Linked DNA regions of Homo sapiens: region 1 is linked to region 2. A link is an interaction called in ENCODE POLR2A ChIA-PET data of the cell type or tissue named here. Cell type or tissue: MCF 10A. All regions are shown on one strand.

Region 1 (2,500 bases), 950 kb after region 2:
CTTAGTGGCTTAAAACAAGCATTTATTTTGCTCATGATTTTGTGGGCCAGGAACTAGGAAAAAGCTTGGCTGGGTAATTTGTCTCTGCTCCATGTGACATTAGCTGGGGAGGCTGGGGTGAAGATTCTACTTCCAAAATGGCGCCCCCCACACACACACATGCAGCACCTGGGCGCTTCCTAGAATCTTAGTCTCTCTTTCTCTTTCTCCCTCCCCAGCCCCATCCCCTTCTCTACTGTCTCATCCTCTAGGGCTCCTCTATGTGGCTTGGGCTTCTCACAGCACGGTGGTCCTTGGATAGTCCCACCTCTTACATAGGGATGGCTGGCTTCCAGGTGGAAGTAGAAGCTGCCAGGCTGGTTAAGGGCTGTGCCCCAAACTGGCACCACATCACTTCTACCCTACTGTATTATTCAAAGCAGTCACAGGGCCTGGCCTGTTTCAAGAGGATGGAAAAATTACCTCTACTTCTTGATGGGAAAGTGGCAAGGTCACACTGCAGAAGGACATGTGAGATGAGGGATATTACTGTGGCCACTTTAGGAAAATACAATCTGGCACTGATGAAGTTAGCATTTTGTAAGATGGGGAAGACAGCAAGGGGTGGAAGAAGGGGAGATCAGAGCTCAGTTTTAGGCAGGTTGAGTCTAAGAAGCCCAAAGGTTACCTAACAGTGATGGAGAATGAGGTCCCAAACCTGCCTTCAGCTACCTACCAGCCCACCCACCCATCCGCGGGGCCTTTTTAGGACAATCAAGACCTCTGCAGTTGCCCTTTCAGTGGCTGAACTGTTTCAGAGAACGTTTATAGCTTTCTGCTGGGGAGGACAGGAGAATGGAAATAAAAGGGGAGATGAAGACAGCTTCCTCCCAGACAATGGCAGGCCATTTGTAGTTATCATAAACCCAGCTGCTGGCTCCATCCAAGGCCCCAGCACCAAGGTGTTGTGAGAAAGGCTCTGAGTCAATGAGAGGCAGCTGGTTGAAGCATTTCCCAGTTTTTCATATGACTCATAAATTTGTTACATGGTGAGGAAATTCCCTGAAAGCTTTTTGGCAGTCTCATCCAGTCTGACCAGTAGCTAAGAAACACATAACCTTCCAGTTAAGAAAAGGAAAGAAAACACATAAGGCTTTGACTCGGGGCTTAAATGGAGGGTCACTTTAAAAGCTTTCCTTCCACTGAGTTCACAACAGCTTTCTGGGAGAGATCAGGGATTTATTTGGAAGGTTTGTAGTTGCAACAGCCTCCAAGCTGGAGATAGATCATAGGGGTGTCTGTGTGTGTCTATGTGTATAGGCACACGCCTCGAAGACCAAGCCCCTGCCTGGGGCAGACAAAAAGAGACAGGCTCCCCTGGCAGGTCTTTCTCTGAGTGCTGAGAAACGCATGGCCTTCTCCCCAGACACACAGATGGTCAGGCCCACACCTAGCAAAGTCAGGGCCGGGATGCAGCAGAGCTGGGAAGTCAGCCCCATCTCTCCTGTCACTGCCACCGAACACTGTCCACCTTTGGGGCTCATGTGACAGAACAGAGGAGTACAGAAGCCACCGGTCCCTTTCCTCACAGCACAACTTTAGACAAACTGCCCACGGATTAGTTAGAAGCCAGGATGACGGTTACCTTTGAGGACAGTGGGACTAGTATCTAGGAGGGACACAGGGGCGTTTCTGGGGCACTGGTGACATTCTCTTTCTTGTTCTGGGCAGTGGTCAACAGACATGTTCACTTTGTACTAATCCATTGACGTGTTCACCAAATCTAGTGATTCTTTTTTCTTTTTCTTTCTTGTTTTTTGTTTTTGTTTTTTGAGACAGAGTCTCTCACTGTTGCCCAGGCTGTAGCGCAGTGGCATGATCATAGCTCACGACAGCCTCGACCTCCCAGACTCAAGCGATCCTCTTGTCTCAGCCTCCCAAGTAGTTAGGACCACAGGCATGCACCACCAAGCCTGGCTAATTTTTTAAAACATATTTTATAGAGACCGGGTCTCACTGTTGCCCAGACTGGTCTTAAACTCCTGGGTTCAAGCGATCCTCCCACCTTCGCCTCCCAAAGTGCTGGGATTACAGGTGTGAACCACCATACATGGTTCTCTTGTTCTTTTTTAGGCAAATTGCATGCTATTTAATATCTTGGCAGCATATGACTCTGTCAACCAATCTCTTCTCTCAGCTTGCAGGACATGGCTTTCTCTAGATGATGTGTTTACATTTCTATATGTGTGTGATACTTCAGTGAGCCTCAATTTGCTCATCTGTGAAATAGGGATGGTAGTAAACACCTCATGCGGGTGTGATAAGAATCAGAGACACAGATGGAAAGTGTCTGGGGCAATACCCCGACGTGGTAGACACTAGCACCGGCTGCAGCAACACATGACACCGCGTGTTTACATGTTGACCCCCTGTGATGTGACAAGATTGTCACAGTAAGCCATGGCTTCTTCCCTGCCCTCTCATCTACTCTTAACCATTATCCCCAGGGTCCTGCTAGTTA
Region 2 (2,500 bases):
AAAAAAAATATATGCAGATAGCAAAGTCCACAAAGACACTATGGACATGAAAGTGACACTAACTCATTTGGAATAAATTCCTCATAGGGTCTCTGGAAACTCTATTACTTTCTTCAATAAAAAGGGGAGTACTTACTTCTGGGTTCCCGAGGTCCATCTACTGTAACTTTAATTGCTCTGTGATAGGTAGCTACTTGGGGAGGATTTGTGAAGACGGTTATGGTCAAGGTGAAACTCTTGCCTGCAGATATAAAAGGGGAAAATATACAGTGAATATTAAAAAACAGTGTTGATGATTACACAGCAGCATAGATTTCCAAATTGCATTTAAGCATCTCTAAGGAGGCAATGAAACAAAGACAAGAGGCAGGACTCCTTCTTCTAAATTGGAAACCCTCCGATGACCACTTTAGGACATTTCCAAATTTGCTTAGAGTCAAGATCATCGTCCTCATTGTAGTGCTACACAGGAAGACTCCAATTCCAAAAAAGCTCCTCAGTAGCAACAGTTGTAATGAAAACAAAACCCTGGTCCACTTGAGGAAGGTTCTTTTTCTTTCAGTTTTCTCCAACATCAGGAACACATCCAAGCACAGACAATTTTAGAAGTCTTTATTTAGGGTTGGGTCATGACCTCACGAGAGAACAATAGTAAATCATTGTTGATTATGTTATTTACTTCACATAGCTTTAGCATTTCATTTGCTTAGCTGCACTACAATAAGAAGATAAAAGAGGAAAGTTCTTATGGGAATCATTTTAACAGGAGCCAGTGTCTCCTGTCCTGGCCGTAATGTGCCTGTGGTATGATGATTTCATCATTACTGGAACAAAGTTTTTCTCCTCCCTGTCCACCCCTCCCCTAACATACATCCTTGCTGTTAAATCTTGAAATAACCCCCTGACAGCGACTTACTTTTTGCTAAATGAACATGACATCTCTCAGTATAAACTCAAATTTTGCTTTTAGCAGAAGGTGTGCTTCATTGAAATATTACATCTGATGCTTCAAATTAATGAGCTAAAAGCGACGAATAAGAAGGGGAAAAGAGACAGGGAAAAGTTTGGTAGCATATTTGGATGTCTGTTTTCTCCAGAAGAAGATACCATTCTCTGTTGCACAGACTTACTAACAGTTGTAATCAGTTAGATTTGCAACGGTTAATCATGTCAGATAGTCAAAACTGCAAACTGTTACAAGACAGGAAGAGGTGGGCGTGAAACAGTGACTCAATAAAACATTCAGCAATCTCAGGCCAGAGTACTCATTCAGTCTGCTCCTGTAACAGACCTTTAAAAAGCTCATTTTGTTTTGCTTTGTTTTTTGGTCAGAGATTCTTTTTCCCTTACTGAAAACTGAGAGTATTAAACCAAAACACAAATCTTTGACAATATGTACCAATGCAAAGTTTAATGCAGTCTTTTCAAAGCTTAATATGGAACAGGTTATATACAAGGCTTAATGGAGAACAGGTCTTTGGCTGTCAAGTCTAGTGAATGGGTTTTCTTTTCAACCTAGACCATGTAAGTTCCTAAAATCTGTTTAAGACGCACATCATTTGTTACTGAGTATAAATAGTTTTAAGTCTCCTTGGCTATACTTTTCTATAGCCAAGGGGAAAAAAACAGGAAAGAAAAGACAGGAATGGGGTGGGTGCAGTTTGAATAGGGAAAGGTGAATAACAATTAGAAACGTATTAAGTGCCACTTCATACACATTATCTCAATTAATCCTCCCCGCTTAGATCTCTCACCCCCATTGCACAAATAAGGAGGCTGAAGCCTCAAGAGACTTAGTAATTTACCCAAGTTCATACAACTAATAAATGAAAAAATGAAGATCTGAACCTCATTTTTCAGACCCTAAAATTAATGCTCTTTTTTTTTTAAATATTCTGTCACTTGGCCACTTCCTTAAGTGGCTTGATCACTTGCCATTTAAAAAAATTAATAAGTAATTTATTTCTAGATGCGTCCCAATCAGCTCTATGTGCCCAAGAAACAGTAAACATAAATGGACTAATGCAATATCTCAGGATGATGAAAGCATCTATTTTTAAAGTGTCATTGATATATTTTATCCACTATATTGGCTATTACACGGATTTAAATAATTTATAATTGGTTAGCAAAGAGAGGCTTTATTATAAGCGTTAAGACTAACCAGAAGAATAAACCAGCCAGGAGTCTAAACTAGTTACAGAAAACTAAAAGCCTACAGAATTAGAAACCAGAAACTTGAATAGGAAGCCACTGGGTCCAAGTTAGAACCTCAAAACAATGGAAAGATCGCAAAAAGTAAAAGAGCTGAATCTCTAGATTGAAAGTTAATTTACACTAAAACATTTTAAAGTGCCATTTTGGGGTCAGATTAGTGGTCTATGGGCCCAGGATTGCCTTTCTAACAGTGGCTCCCATGGCTGTGTTTCAGAGTCAGTTTTCATCTATGGCACTCATCTTAATAAATCAAGGATATATACAGATCTCAGTTATCCTTAAT

The links. ChIA-PET counts read pairs that join two places held together with the same protein. Peaks named below come from ENCODE experiments on the same cell type or tissue, not always from the same donor. Only the 100,000 strongest peaks of a DNase experiment are listed, where the experiment ranks them.
Region 1: POLR2A ChIA-PET joins it to region 2 with 6 read pairs; 1 of 35 experiments calls an interaction of 5 or more read pairs at or near these places.

Annotation. Positions count from the first base shown.
Region 1 is chr6:44,488,932-44,491,431 of GRCh38, reverse strand. No RefSeq gene overlaps it. Among named protein-coding and RNA genes, the nearest start is that of MIR4642, 55 kb to the right of the region's middle. In MCF 10A, no CTCF peak of the experiment used is centred here; a DNase peak (open chromatin) is centred at 1,001.
Region 2 is chr6:45,435,688-45,438,187 of GRCh38, reverse strand. It overlaps RUNX2 (RUNX family transcription factor 2), which reads right to left. Exons shown (of 9, transcript NM_001024630.4): 5 at 137-241. Among named protein-coding and RNA genes, the nearest start is that of SUPT3H, 59 kb to the right of the region's middle. In MCF 10A, no CTCF peak of the experiment used is centred here; a DNase peak (open chromatin) is centred at 1,217.